2 separate regions of the Homo sapiens genome follow, and region 2 is linked to region 1. The links are chromatin loops, found by intact Hi-C in ENCODE. Cell type or tissue: heart left ventricle. All regions are shown on one strand.

The links. Peaks named below come from ENCODE experiments on the same cell type or tissue, not always from the same donor. Only the 100,000 strongest peaks of a DNase experiment are listed, where the experiment ranks them.
Region 2: it touches region 1 in a loop (2.3-fold over the local background); 30 of 110 quality-filtered maps call a loop at or near these places.

Annotation. Positions count from the first base shown.
Region 1 is chr1:42,901,029-42,909,028 of GRCh38, forward strand. It overlaps the pseudogene ATP6V1E1P1. Among named protein-coding and RNA genes, the nearest start is that of SLC2A1, 54 kb to the right of the region's middle. In heart left ventricle, no CTCF peak of the experiment used is centred here; no DNase peak of the experiment used is centred here.
Region 2 is chr1:42,781,944-42,789,943 of GRCh38, forward strand. TMEM269 (transmembrane protein 269) reads left to right here and starts at 3,048. Exons shown (of 6, transcript NM_001354602.2): 1 at 3,048-3,139; 2 at 7,853-7,991. The coding sequence starts at 7,951. It overlaps TMEM269-DT (TMEM269 divergent transcript), which reads right to left and starts at 2,952. Exons shown (of 4, transcript NR_133055.2): 1 at 2,740-2,952; 2 at 2,059-2,179. It overlaps LOC107984946 (a long non-coding RNA gene), which reads right to left. Exons shown (of 2, transcript XR_007066036.1): 2 at 6,378-6,755. RefSeq lists an enhancer at 3,048-3,789. In heart left ventricle, no CTCF peak of the experiment used is centred here; a DNase peak (open chromatin) is centred at 3,548; H3K4me3 peaks cover 922 bases.

The DNA.
Region 1 (8,000 bases):
TCCATATAATAGATATATATAATAGACTTACAGATAGAATAGTATACTTATGAACTGAATTTTAAGACATAAATAAACCTAGGTATTGAGTTTTAAATTAATAAATTAAATATTAACTTAAAACCTAAGCTCTTGTAAGTAGTCTTTTATTTTGTGCTCACAGAATCTGCCCTCAGACATGAAAAAAAAATTACATGACACTATTGTTATCTGCATTTAACAGACGAATAAACTAACACTTAGAAAGGTTAAGAAGCCAGAATCAGCTCCATGAATGTCTGGCTCTAAAACCTGTGTCCCCACTGAACATATGGCTTCCTTGACTGACCAACCCCCTAAAGAGCCAGGTGACTTGGGAACAATTAAATTTTTCGAAGTAACTTTACTAAGGTCTGATTATATGTATTATAGATTGATTTTATAGATAAGCAGTCAATTTCAGCTTAAGGAAAGATAATTTTTTGGCTCACGTAGCTGAAAAGTCCGGCCTCAGACGTGGTAGCTACAGACTGTGTTGGCTCCATTCAGAGACAGGCTTTCTTTCCCTTTGTGGTACAAGACCACTGGAGCTATCCCTCTGGGCTAAAGTATAGCTAAAACATGGACTGCCTCTCTTCTAATTGTTCTCACAAAAGAATCATTGCATCTCACTGAAGAGTAGGTCATGGGTCCATTCTGGAACTAATCACTGTGACCAGGGGAAGGTGATGCTTTAATGGTCATGCCTGGGGTCAGAAGTTGACCCTTGGAGTTCGGGGTGGAATTAACTATACCATAAACATATGGACTGAGAGTAGGGAAGGAACAATCTTCCTTGAAAAGGGTGATTGGATGGCAGGCAGCCAAAATAGATGTCCAGTATAGTAGGCAACCTTACCTCTCTCACTTCAAAGTTCTTTGTATTACCTCACTCTATCATTCATATTTACTGCTGACATTTACTCTTTCTTTTGGCCAAGAATCATGATACTACACTATAACTTAATTGTGTGTCCTTTATTTCTCCTGTGACTGCATGTTGAAGGCAAGGGATATCTGTCTTGCTTTTCTTCAGCGACCTACGTAAATGCTTGTCTAAATGAATAAAACCTAGATTACAGGATACTGGGTTTGTTACTTAAGAGAAGAAATGTTGGAAAAGTGTTTTCAGGGTTTTGTAGGTGGTAGCTCTGTAGTGTAAGGAGGAAAAGTCAAATTCACTAAACGCTTATTGATAACTTCTTTGTGTTGGGCTGATCTCTCTTGCGGACAGTGTTCCAGTGGCCCTCAAAGAGCAACCAGTCTAAGCCAGGTGTGGTGACTTGCACCTGTAGTCCCAGTTACTCGGGAGGCTGAGGTGGGAGGACTGATTGAGCCTGGGAGGCTGACGCTGCAGTGAGCCATGATTGTGCCATGCACTCCGGCCTGGGTGACAGAGCAAGACCCTGTCTTAAAAACAAACAAAAAACAACGAGCAACTAGTCTAGAGGAAGAGACTGGATGAAGGGTATTGGTTACTGTGATTTGGTTTTGGCCTAGATCTAGGTTATTATGGATTGCCTAGAGCCTTGGTAATAGATTGAGTACTGGAGAAGGTTTGGGTTACCATATATGACGTTGGTTGGGTTAAAGATTCTTATTTTTCATTTATTGAGCATCCATGTCAAATTCTTGACACTTAGAGCCTGGGGCATGGGAATAAGCAGGTCAGAAGACTCCCAGGATAGGCCCAGGTCTTGACTCAGGGTTATACCCATTACTCTGCTAACAGTGTGAGGAACCTACCTAAAAATAGAGATTGAGATACTCACCAAAGCACAGACATAGGGGCAGACTGGGATAAAGCACAGACCCATGCTGCCAGGCACCCAGTGAAACAGTGCATTTTCCCAAAGACAGCATGACTCCTGAGGTGGAAGCATTACTGCCCAGTTTCAGAGGGAAGCTGTGAGGGGTGTCTGGGCTTGAGACTCAGTTTAGTAGAATTGCTCATACTTTTTACTTGGGCTGTGCAGAGGAAAGACATCTATAAAAAATTGCACTCATTTGGAGAACCTGACTGTGGTCATTTTGAAGCCAAGGCTTGCTTAGAAAGTGTGGAAATTAATAAAGTAAAGGAAATTGATAAAGATCTGCACAGGGGTTTCCTCTGCCCAATCCTCCCACCTTCCCCTTCAAACTTAAACTCGAGCCTGCTGCTCTCCGGCCTAGCATTGCTCTTGCCATGGCTGTCAGTGATGCTGACATGCGAAAGCAGATAAAGCATATGATGGCTTTCATTGAATAAGAAGCCAATGAGAAAGCAGAAGAAATAGATGCAAAGGCAGAAGAAGAGTTCAACATAGAGAAAGGTCAGCTTGTGGAAACCCAAAGACTAAAGATTATGGAATATCATGAGAAGAAAGAGAAACAGATTGAGTAGCAGAAGAAAATTCAGATATCCAATTTGATGAATCAAGCAAGGCTCAAAGTCCTCAGAGCGAGAGATGACCTTATCACAGACCTACTAAATGAAGCAAAACAGAGACTCAGCAAGGTGGTAAAAGATACAACCAGGTACCAAGTGCTGCTAGATGGACTGGTTCTCCAGGGTTTGTACCAGTTGCTGGAGCACCGAATGATTGTTCGTTGCAGGAAACAAGACCTTCCTCTGGTAAAGGCTGCGGTGCAAAAGGCAATCCCTATGTACAAAATTGCCACCAAAAACAATGTTGATGTCCAAATCGACCAGGAGTCCTACCTGCCTGAGGACATAGCTGGTGGAGTTGAGATCTATAATGGTAATCATAAAATAAAGGTTTCCAAAACCCCAGAAAGCCAGCTGGATCTCATAGCCCAGCAGATGATGCTAGAAGTCCAGGGAGCCTTCTTTGGTGCAAAAGCCAACAGGAAATTTTTGGACTAAGCCTTCAGGAGGTAGAGCACGTTCTCAGCTCTCCTGCTATGATGTGGAAGATTCTGATATTTGAAGAAACGCGAATGTTTCTGTAGCTTCCTCTTTACTGCCCCAATATTGCTTTGCATTTATCAGTGATGCCCCTCTGACACTAACGCCTTGCCTAATTATTCACAATGGTGGGAAGCTTCATGTAATATGATCAGGACCCACCTCCAGTTCATCTGAAAGTAACACAGCATCCAGTTGGTTCTGCAGCACTAGGGGAGGGGGCAGAGGTGGTTGCATGGGCTTCCTGGGTCTCGGCTTTCCATCTGGCCTAGAGGTGATGTGTTTGGTGTTCCTAGCCCTGCAGTCCCCACTCTTGAGGCTTAAGGCGCATGTGGCACACCACTCCTTCCAGCAGTAGTCGCTTCACTGTTACCTGTTTAGGCCTAGAAGTTTTCTCTCATCTGTAAATGTGATTTAAAATCTAAGCCATGAATATGCTTTATTTATTAAAAGAGCTATGTGGATTTTTAAACAATGTGGAAATTATGTTCATGTTGTACTGTCATCAAAGATAAAAATGTTTTAAAAAAAGAAAACAAGTATAATTTAAAAAAATTTTTAAAAATGAAAGGAGCAGAGCCAGAAGAGGAGCCATGCAGACTCCAGGAAAGAACAGCTCATGTTGCCTTTCCCTCCTACCTCCCTGGAGGGAGGAGCTAGCAAGGGAAGATAGCCACTGTGACACTCCTTTCTCAGCATATGTGGGTCTGAAGTAAAGGTGGAGGTGGACTTCTGGGAGTGAAGAGGGAATAGCCTACCCTCCTGGCCAAACACAAACCCTGATGCTATTACATCTGGGCTCAGGACAGCTGTCCATTTCTCACCACTTCGATTAGGGTTTTCAAGAGAAACATAATGAACCTCTATTAGGGTTTTCAAGAGAAACAGAACAAATATATAATCTATTTGTTCTGTTTCTCTTGAAAACCCTAATAGAGGTTCATTATGGAAATTGGCTCACATGATTGCAGAGGCCAAGAAGTCCCACATTATGCTCTCTGCAAGCTAAAGAACTAGAAAAGCAAGTGGTGCAATTCAGTCCAAATTCAACGGCCTGAGAATGAGGGTAGCTGATGGTATTACTACCAGTCCAAGGGTGAAGGCCTGAGAACTGGAAGAAGGTGGGGAGTGGTGCAGGGAACTGCTGGTGTAAGTCCTGGAGTGTGAAGGCCTGAGAATCAGGAACTCTGATGTTCAAGGGCAAAAGAAGATGGATGTCATACCTCAAGAAGGGAAAGAGAAAACTTTCTTCCTCTTTTTTTTTTTTTTTTTTGAGACAGAGTCTCACTCTGTTGCCCAGGCTGGAGTGCGGTGATGCAGTTTCGGCTCACTGCAACCTCCACCTCCCAGGCTGAAGCGATTCTCCTGCCTCAGCCTCCTGAGTAGTTGGGATTACTGGCGCCTGCCACCATGCTTAGATTTTTTTTGTATTTTCAGTAGAGACAGGGTTTCACCAGTTGGCCAGGCTTATCTCAAACTCCTGACCTCATGATCTGCCCACCTCGGCCTCCCAAAGCACTAGGATTACAGGCGTGAGCCACTGCGCCCGGCCACCTTTTGGTTTTACTCAGGTGGACCCTTAATGGATTACATGATAACTGCTCACACTAGTGTCAGTGGATCTTTTTTACTCAGTCTGCTGATTCAAATGCGAATCTCCTCTGGGAACACCAGCATAGACTCACACAGAAATAATGTTTGACTAGCTATCTGGGCATCCCTTAACCCAATCAAGTTGACATATAAAATTAACCATCACAAGTCTGCCCCTTGTGAACTTGGCATCCATATGTATCTCCTTAAACCATAGTTAATCTCCAAATAATGACAATAACAAGGTCATAATTCCACTTAACATGATACAACTATCCTGCATACAACAAAAAATGCAGTAATCCCTTTTCCAGAAGAGGAGGTAAAGTCTGTGAGTGACGTGTAGTCTTCTGATATCCCATACTTAAAATACTAAGATGTCTTTAAAGTATTAACAATACTAGTACTTAGAATACTAGTATAAAGTCAATACATCTTATGTTACACGATAAGGGATAAGAAAGGAAAGGAAACAAAGATATTTGTTTAATATATGTGTACATACACACATTATTTAAAAAAAATAGGGATGAAATATTCATGACAATTACAGTCTTCTTTTCTGTAACTGATGACATGGCTGCAGCTCATACTTACAACTACCATCTTCAACTACCCATCCTGTATTCCCTTTGCCTTCAGCAAGAACCTCAGCTGGTTATGCTTCTTAACCTAGAAGGCCAAGGTTGGTTTGAGGGTGGAGGGGAGGTAAACCAAACCTTCATTCCTAAAGGTCTGGGCCATTCATAGTCTTGCCTGGTTTGGGTTGTAGTTTTCCATTGACTTTAACCACAGGGCATGGTAATACTGAGACACCCTAAGAGATCTCCTGTGTTCCAGACATATTCTTTTTTACCTCTTTTATGTCAGATTTCCCCATGGTAGTCTGGATCAATTACCCCAGCCAACACCATAACTCCCCTATTGGCCTGTTGACTCAGAGGCATAAGGAGCCCAAAGTGGTTGGATGGCAGTCTTAACTTCTAGTTCAATGGAATTTAGTTCAACTGTGTCTTCTGGTGGAAGCAGTCCTCCCTCTGGATCCAGCAGAGCATACCTTTGTAGAAACAGGAAGCAAAATTTTTGTTAGTAGGTCACTAGGGAATCAGTGTGTGGTGCCCTTCCCATTTCTACCCCTTCATTCCTAGACCTATAAATCCTGACTATGGGAGAAACAGTACTGTATGTTGGACATTGATTCAGAACACATACAGCCTTCTGGAGAACCTTTGCTTCTGCCTTGCAAAGTATTGTCACTTAGCTGGTTCTGTAAGTGAGTCTTCAAAAGGCCATTCCACTATTCTATCAAGCCAGCTGCTTCAGGTTGTGGGGAACACGACAAGACCAATGAATTCCATGAACATGGGCCCACTGTTGCACTTCTTTGGCTGTGAGGTGAGTTTCCTGGACAGAAACAATGCTGCATAGAATGCCACAATGGTGGATAAGGCAAGATGTAAGTCCCTGAATGGTAGCTGACAGAAGCATTGCATGCAGGGAAGGCAAATCTGTATCCAGAGTAAATGTCTATTCCAGTAAGGACAAAATGTTGCTCCTTTCATAATGGAAATGGTCCATTATAATCAACCTGCCACCAGGTAGCTGGCTGATCATCCTGGGGAATGGTCCTATATCGGGGGCTCAGTGTTGGTCTCTGCTCTTGACAGATTGAGCACTCAGAAGTGGCTATCGGCAGGCTGACCTTGGTGAGTGGAGGTCCATGCTGCTAAGCCTACACATAACCTCCCTCCCTGTCACTATAGCCACTTTGTTCATGAGCCCATTGGGTATTGACATGGGTGGCTGGGGAAAGAGGCTGACTGATATCCACAAAATGGATCACCTTCTTCACTCAGTTATTAAGATCCTTCTCTGCTGAGGTCATCCTTTGGTGATCATTCATATGGAACACAAATATCTTCATGTCTTTTGCCCAATCAGAGCAGTCTTTCCATATACTTCTTCCCCAAATTTCTTTGTCACCAATATTCCAACCATGTTCCTTCCCAGTCCCTGGCCATCCAGCCAAACCATTGGCTATAGCCCACGAATCAATATATTATCGCACATCTGGCCATTTCTGCTTCCAAGCAAAGTGTAGAACCAAGTACACTGCCTGTCGTTCTAACACTGGGAAGATTCCCTTTCAGCACTGTCCTTCAAGGATGTCCCAGAGAGGGGCTGTAGTGCTGTACCTGTCCACTTTCAAGTGGTGCCTGCATATTGTACAGAACATTCTTTAAACCAGGCCCAAACCTTCTCTTTCTCTGTCAACTGATCATAGGGAACTCCCCATGAGCCCATAGGTACAGTTTGAGAGAGAGTAAGAAAGCAGTGTAGTAAGAGTGACCATGGGCATTTGGGCCACTTATTCATGTAACTTACTAGTGCCTTTAGGGATTGCTCTGGACTTACTGCATATATAACACTTCTATTTGATGACGGGGAGCTGCTATGCACACCCAACTTTATGGCTTGGTGAGTCGGATAACACCTCATCCATGATGGGCAGCTCAGGTAACATGGTAACTTGGTGGCCTATGGTCAGGTGTTTAGTTTCTACTAAGGCACAGTAGCAGGCTAAGAGCTGTCTCTCAAAAGAATAGCACTGTGTAATGTTTCAGTCAATGATGGACCGCATATACTGCTGTGGCTCCATAAAACCATAAAACTGTATTTTGTACTGTACTTTTCTATGTTTAGATACATGAATACTTACCATTGTGTTGCAGTTGCCTACAGTATTTAGTACAGTAACATGCGGTACAGGTTTATAGCCTAGGTGCAATAGTCTAATTGTAGAGTAGGCTATAATATCTAGGTTTGTGTAAGTAAACTCTATGATATTTGCACAATGGCAAAATCGCCTAACAACATGTTTCTCAGAACATATCCCTGTCATTAAGCAACTCATGACTGTAGTTATCTGCCAATAATGGAGGGCCTTGCTCCAAAATCCCAAAGGCCTGCACTGTGATTCGTCTATGCACGCCTGCTAAATAGGCTCCCAATGGCATCCCTATCTGCCATAGACTCACCAAGCACCATAGGATCTGCTGGATCATATGGGCCAAGTGGCAGAGCAGTTCGCACAGCAGGCTGAACCTATTGTAGAGTCTTCTTTTGTTCTGGGCCTCATTTAAAACTAGCAACTTTTTGGGTGGCTTTGTAAATGGACCATTTTGGAGGCAAAATCCAAAATTCAAAGAGGCCCACGAGGTATTGTGCCTCTTTCTTGGTTGTAGGAGGGGCCAAATGCTATAACTTATTTTTTACCTTAGAAGGAATATGTCCCACACCACCAGCCCTCTAGAAATTCCACTGCGTAGAAGGCTCCTGAATTTTAGTGGCATTTATTTCCCACCCTCTGACATGCAAATGTCTTACCACTAAGTCTCAAGTATACTTGTTGCTCACTAGGTCCAATTAGCATAATGTCATCTATGTAATGGAAGAGTGCGATATCTTGTAGAATGAAAAA
Region 2 (8,000 bases), 120 kb before region 1:
TGTTTATAAGTTCTCTGATTATAAGTTCTGTGAGGACAGAGACTGTCTTTGTCTTGTTTACTGCTGTCTCGAGCATCTAAAATAGTGCCTGGCGCATGATAAACACTCTTAATAATGAATAAGTGGGCCAGGCATGGTAGCTTATGCCTGTAATCCCAGCACTTTGGGAGGCCAAGGCAGGCAGATCACTTGAGGTCAGGAGTTCAAGACCAGCCTGGCCACCAGGGTGAAACCCCCATCTCTACTAAAAATATAAAAATCAGTTGAGTGTGGTGGCGGGCACCTGTAATCCCAGCTACTCAGGGGGCTGAGGCCTGAGAATTGCTTGAACCTGGGAGGCGGAGGTTGCAGTGAGCCGAGATTGTGCCACTGCACTGCAGCCTGGGCGACAGAGTGAGACTCCACTTCAAAAAAAAAAAAAAAAAAAAGAAAGAAAAAAAGAATAAATCAATGGATGGACATCTGCAGCTCTGCACCTATATCCTGTGAAGGATCCAAGTCAATGCAGTTAATAGAAATATAATGTGAGCCACATGTGTGATCTAAATTTTTCCAGTAGCTACATCAAAAAGTAAAAAGTGAAATTAACTTTAAGAATACATTTTATCACCAGGTGCAGTGGCTCATGCCTATAATCTCAGCACTTTGGGACTCTGAGGCAGGAGGATCGCTTGAGCCTAAGAGTTCAAGACCAACCTGGCCAACATAGGGAGATCTCATCTCTACAAAAAATACAAACATTAGCCAGGCATGGTGGCATGTGCCTGTGGTCCCAGCTACTTGGGAGGCTGAGGTAGGAGGATTGCTTGAGCCCGGGAGGTCCAGGCTGCTTTGAGCCATGATCATGTCACTGCATTCCAGCATGGGTGACAGAGTGAGACCCTGTCTCAAAAAAATAAATACATACATACATTTTATCTAACCCAACATATCCAAACTATTAGCATTTCAACAAATTACTAAAAGAAATTATTTTACATTCTTTTTTAAACTAAGCATTCAAACTTTGGTATGTACTTTATACTTACAGCACGTCTCAATTCAGACTAGCCACCTTTCAAGTGCTCAGTAGCCACATGTGGCTGCTGGCTACCATATTAGCACAAGTGTAAGTAGCCTAACTTACTGTTCCTGTTCTGTACTTCCTGTGAGATCCAGAATGAGGGAAGCTAGAAACTTCTGTTAGGGGGGTATCTTTCTCAGCTACCCTGCTTCCTTCCCCTCTCCTGAAGGAAACTTTGGGGATGTCCAGGTTAATAGATGTATGATCATATCCTTAGATTAATAATGCTAATAATTGAGCTTCTACTCTCTGTCAAGCATATAATCTCATTTAATTCTGACAACAATCCCATTTTACAGATTAGGAAACAGGTTCAGAAAAAGTAACTTGTTCATGTTTATACATCTGGTAAGTGTTAACGCTGGAATGTAAACTTGGTTTAAAGGTAAGCTGGTATAATCATTACGCTACAATTTTTAACTTGCCACTCTTTTTTTTTTTTTTTTCTGAGATGGAGTCTAGCTTTGTCACCCAGGCTGGAGTGCAGTGGTGCAATCTCGGCTCACTGCAGCCTCCGCCTCCCAGGTTCAAGCATTCTCCTGCCTCAGCCTCCCGAGTAGCTGGATCTACAGGCACGCACTGCCACACCCGGCCAATTTTTTTTTTGTATTTTTAGTAGAGACAGGGTTTCACCATGTTGGCTAGGATGGTCTTGATCTCCTGACCTCGTGATCTGCCTGCCTTGGCCTCCCAAAGTGCTGGGATTACAGGTGTGAGCTACCATGCCTGGCTAATTTGCCACTTTAATGGGCCACATGGCAGGGAGCAATGAAGAGAAACACGTGGATGGTCAAAGGAAGCTGGCCTGACTCAGGCTGGGGCGTGTAGCAAACCTTTTGTTGCCTCCGCCCGGTTTCTCACACACCCTAGGTCTGACTTTGGTATCACTGTTTTCAGGTCTCAGCTCCACTAATTATTAATGGTGTGTTCTTCAGTAGAATCAGCTGTCTGATCCCCTACTTCCTCTTCTGTAGGATGGGAATGCTAACACTAACCTCAGGTTAGCTGAGAAGTTCCAGTGACATGATGAGAATGTCTGTACAACATGTAGCCCAGTACTTGCTGTGTGGTGTTCTCAGAACATGCTTGGTCTTAAACTCCTCTTTCCCGGGCTGGCTGCAAGGAGAGGCAAAGTGTCACTTGACCTTCTAGCTCCCTTGCCCTTTTATATTCTCCTGTGGGGTCCTCACAGTGATCCCTGCTCCAGTGTCGCTTCCGGTGGACTGGTGAGGATGGGGCACTATCTGAGAACCCATGCCTGAAATCCTTACCCAATACCAAAAAGTTTCTTTCTGTAGCACTTTGTCAGCCCAGCTGCCAAAGATAGTCACCTCTGAGATGCTCTTATCCCCTCCCTCTCGCTGCTCTCACCCGTGGGAGTCCATCTCACATGGGCTCCTGAGGGGGCTCCTTCTTCCCATCCCATCTGTTGCTCACCTGCCTCCTGCCCTGCGGGATTGCAGATCCTTCCTCCACAATGCCTGCCAGGTTAGTCTTCCTGAAACAACCTGACCATGTCACCTTCCTACTGAAAAACTTTTCTTCAGGAATTGAATCCAAATTCCTTAGCTTGTCATTCATCCAAATAGTATTCCTATGTGCCTATGCCCTTCCTATAGGCACAGCGAACAGTAGCGAAGCAAACGTACAAGCAGCCCTGCCCGCGTGGAGCTTACCTCTAGGGGCCCAGGAGAGGCTGGGCCCAGCATCCCGGCACAGCCTCGCCTCCCCAGCGCATTTCCCGCCCCACTCCGGGCCCACGCGCCTGGGCCCGCCGTCTCCACCATGAAGCCTTCCCAGCCTGGCCCAGGTAGAGGAGACGTCCCCTTCCCTGGGACTCCTCCATTCCCCACCGCCCCCACTACAAGACCTGGGCTCCCCTGGAAACTGAGGCCCTTCTCCCCGACTACAGACCCGCAACCCCTCCCCTGCTCTGAGGATTGTGAGCTAAGAGCTAGGGTGGGAGTGAGAGGCGCTCCTCGCTAGGGCTGGCCCCCTCCACCGCACAGGAAACGGGGCAGGAGGGCGGACCCCCATCTCATGTAGGAATGCCGTGTCCCCAGGGTGAGCCCTCAGGTGAGCCTCCGCGGCCGCGTGGAAGGGGCGAGAAGGGCGCTGCCCGGGTGCTGTCGGCGACCAGCCCGGCTCCATCTTCCCGATGTGGTCGCGGCTGAAGCCGGGCCTGGGCATTCTCGGGACAGCCAGAGTGGGCCAGGGGACCACGTCCCATCCCCAGAGGCCGGCCCTCCGTCGGAGGGTTTCCAGCCTCCAGGAAAGGAGCGGGGGCTGGGAGGGGAGGGGGTCTGTAACTGGCATGAGCGGCGTCGTCGCCGTGCCTGTGCCACGCGTGTCGCCGGCTGGAGAGCTCCGCCTGGATGGTTTCACTCCGCGGAGGCGCCGCCCCGCCACTCAGTTAGAAACCTCAGAGCCATATTCAACTCTCGTCTCCTCTGCAGCACCACTGCCACAGCCCTGCTTTTCTCCTCACGTCCACCCTCCTCGCCCCCACCCCCGTCTCCTGGCCGGTTTCCTTTTCTGCAGTTTGCCGCCTCCAAGCCGCCCTGCGCTTCCTGCCCGTGTCTGACAAAGACTCTGCTCCCTTACTGAACACCACAGTGCCCGCCACGGGCTGCCACTCAAGGTCACATCCGCACGACCACCCCCTGCAGCCTACCTGCCAGTGTCATCTCTGGTCACCCCTCCCTCCCAGGATCCATCTCCTCATCGTGCTTCCGCACCTGCGGTTCATTCCCTGGGCCAAGAATGTCCCTCCTAATTCTTTGTTCATCCTTAGAGACCCTGATAAATGTCACCACAGGAGTGGAACCTTCCCCTGCCCCACCCCAGACTTAGTCTCTCCACAACAGCTTGCACATCCCCTTGTCCAACATTACACTTGTCCCTACACACAGCTGCCTCCTCTACCAGACTCTGAGCTGCTGGAGTGTGCGGCCTGGCTCTTGTTCTCCTCATCCCCCACCCCACACACAAGGCCCGGCACAGAGCAGCCATTGGCAATAAATAAACCGCATTTTAAAAAATGAGTAAGTGGAAGACCATAAGAACTGGGTAGTTGCTGGGTATGCGGAAGGGGCTGGACTGTTGAGCGTTCATCTGAGGCTTCTTGGAGGCCACACTGGGCAGGGTTAGATGGAAGGTCAATAGATTTGGTGCAGCGAGAGGACCTCAGGGAAGCACCAGAGTGACCTGTGATGTTAATTTAACAAACACAGAACAACTTCTATTGTCAGGCCTCATACTGGGTACAGGGACCTCGGCCAGCACTCAAATTGCATTCCCTGTAGGAAAGCCAGTGTAGGCGGTGCCCAAACAGAGTGCCAAGTGTCACATGGTAAGCACAAGAAGACAAGACCATACAGATGAGGGGCACCTAACGTGCTCAGGGGTGATGTCAGAGGGGCTTCCCAAAGAGGAGCACCACCCAACCCAAGTCCAAAGGGAGGTTCTGAGAAGGGTGGGGAGGACTGAGAGGAAGCTGGGAGAGCTGAGCAGAGCTGGCATACCAAACGCAGGAGTTGGACTCCATCCTGAGGGCATTCAAGAAGCTGGGGAGTGACCAGATCACCTGCAGTCTCGTGCTGTGCCAAGCCTCAGCCCTCGCCCCTCCTGGGAGCCTTCTCACCCCGTGGCAGGCTGAGCCCCTTTTCGGTGCTCCATTAGTAGCCCGGTCGCCTCTTTTCTGTGCAGGGTTAGGTACTGTGGCTAAACTGTGTCCTTTGGTCTTAATCTTCTCTGTGTCCCAAGCACCAGGCACCACATCTTGCCCCTGGCCAAACATTTGCTGAATGAGTGGGTGGTTCCTTATTTCTGTTGTCCTCTACAGCCCTTACTCTCAATTCCACATCCTTTCACACCTGGGACCTGTGCATTCTGCTGCAAACAGCATTTAACTGGGAAAGAGGAGACTCAAATCAAATCCTGGCTCCACCATTTACTGGACAAGTCACATAACTCTCCTGAAACCTCAGTTTCCCCATCTGTAAGATAAGGTACCACTATGAATAGGGTCTAAGTCTCTACATGTATGCAAGAGACTCATTTCCTTGGATAGGTTGTAAACTCTGTGATGGTAGGGACCAAGGTTTCTACCAGCACCCAGCTCAGGCACAGCATATAACCAATACAATGTTCAGTCCTCTTGGTTGGTAGACAGCAGAGCACAGGGGAAAGAACACTTAAGGCAAAATTGTAACTTTTGTTCTGCCACTTCTGGTGTGACCTTGAGCTAGGTTCTTCCCATCTCTGAGTCTTCCTTGCTTTACCTGGAAAGTAGGGACAAGAACCCTTGCCTGGCCGGGCGCGGTGGCTCACGCCTGTAATCCCAGCACTTTGGGAGGCCGAGGCGGGTGGATCATGAGGTCAGGAGATCGAGACCATCCTGGCTAACAAGGTGAAACCCCGTCTCTACTAAAAATACAAAAAATTAGCCGGGCGCGGTGGCGGGCGCCTGTAGTCCCAGCTACTGGGGAGGCTGAGGCAGGAGAATGGCGTGAACCCGGGAAGCGGAGCTTGCAGTGAGCCGAGATTGTGCCACTGCAGTCCGCAGTCCGGCCTGGGCGACAGAGCGAGACTCCGTCTCAAAAAAAAAAAAAAAAAAAAAAAAAAAAAGAACCCTTGCCTGACAGAGCTCACAGGGCCAATGGAAATCCTAAATGTGAAAGTGGTTTGTGAATGGAGGAGATAATGAAAGAGATAATATAGTAGACAATTGACCATTAATTAAAAATTAACCAGTGTGAAGTAGCACAGAGGCAGCAGCAATGCTTGACAGGTGGTAGACAGACCCTGGGCACCTGCTAACTGGCTCTGAGCAGCAGACAGTGGGATGTTTGATCTTGCTGGGGTCAGCCCAGAGACCCAGGAGAGACCACTACAGCGGGTTCATGGGGAGGGAGTATGCAGCAAGTCCTTTGTCCCCTTCCCTTCCCAGATTTCCCTGGCTTGCATTGCTTCTTGTCTTAGGTTTGGAGGGGCTCTGGCATACGAACGTCTTAGGAATCCCAATGGCTCTGGCCATGTAGCTACTGATCACCTTTGGTGAGTGAGGCTGGCCCATGGAGGCAGTGAGCCCAGCAGTGCTGCCCTGATAAACTCTAGTCCCAAACTCCAAGTCAGCCCTCCCAGCTGCTGGCATGTTGGTGGCAGGTTTATGAGAAAAGACCATGGTTTGTCTCAGCTCTTGTCCAGACCAGATGGGCCTGGGGCTGAACAGAGGGGCTGGATGGAGGCAGAGCTGGAGGTGAGATTAATCCTCACATCTGAAATGGGTGAGGATTAAATGAGAAAACAGATCTGGGAACACCTTGAAACTTGTTTATTTCACTCAAGTGCAGGATCTATTTGTGGCTGGTACATTTGCCCCAACCAGCGGGGCTTCTCAGTTTTGGGGAGGAATGGGGCTCTTTCTCCAAGAGACTCAGTTTCTCAAGCAGATTGAGTGTAAGGTGTACAAATGTGGTCTTAGAGTAAAAACAGAGACAAGACAGACTGTGAAGATGGGCAGGGCCAGCCAATTCCCTGTTGTGGGAGAGACTGGGAGAGACTGGGAGCACTGGGGGGCCTGGGCTGGACGGTCCCACACACACAGGGAGGCTGCTGCTGCCTCGCAGGCCTGGCCATTGAGCTCGTTCACTGCCATATCCCACACACCTCCTCCTGCTGAAATCTATGCCTGCAGCGAAGAAACAGCAGATTTAGAATCAAACAGATGGGATTTGGTTCTACTTACCATGTGACTTTGAGCAAGTATCTTCCTCTCTTTTAACTGTAGTTTCCTCATTCATAAAATAGGGGAGAATTCTAGCACCATCTCCTGAGGTTGTCAGGATCTGAGAAACAGACATGGGGATGGGAACATGGCGAAAAGATCTTTGTGAACTATTCAGTGTTGTACACTTTTTTTTTTTTTTTTTTAGACAGAGTCTCACTCGGTCACCCAGGCTGGAGTGCAGTGGTGTGATCTCGGCTCACTGCAACCTCTGCCTCCTAAGGTTCAAGCGATTCTCCTGCCTCAGCCTCCTGAGTAGCTGGGATTACAGGCATGCACCGCCACACCCGGCTAATTTTTGTATTTTTAGTAGAGACAGGGTTTCAACATGTTGGCTAGGCTGGTCTCGAACTCCTGGCCTCAGATGATCCACTTGCCTCAGCCTCCCAAAGTGCTGGGATTACAGGCATGAGCCACCGTGTCCGGCTACACATTCAGTTTTAATCTGCCGTCTCTTTCCTTGTGGGAAGTAGGCCTGCTGTTCTGACTGGGGCCTGTCAGAACCAGGACCTTGAGGCACCTCAGCTGCAGCCCTGTGCTTCAGAAGGAGTGAACTTGGACTGTGGGACAACAGGGCTTCCTGGCACTACTTCTCTCTCAAGCCAACCCTTCGTCAGTGACAAGGGCCCACCTCTCAGATGGGAGAAGGGCCCCATACCCCCTGCATTCTGGGCCATGGGGCTTCAGGAGAGTCAGCATATGGACTGGAGGGATGTCTGTGCTGTGGGGCAAAGGTGCAGTCAGAGAGGGAGTGGAAACTATGCTTGTGTTGGTTCACCCACTCTGCTGTTGAGCTTTCCCAAGACGCTGGATCCTCAGCACCTTTGTCTTCACCTCCTGAGTCTCCTTCATCTACCTCCTGTCTCCCTTAGTCCAGCCAGTGAAACAGAATGTAGGGAGGGTGCCATTCTGGGATGAGATCTAGTGGAACAGGTCCCTGGGAGCCTCTTCTGGGACTCCTTAACCTTGGGAACCCTTCGCCCCTCTCTCTTGGGCCCCAGGTAAGGGTACCAGTTTCTTCCTGAGCCATGACCAGAGCCATTCCCAGATAAATGAGGTTTCCTGGAAGGATGTTACCAGTGCCTTATCTCTGGCCAACATGGTGCTGGGGCTCTTCTCCATCATCTTCAGCTTCAGCAGGTAGGTCTG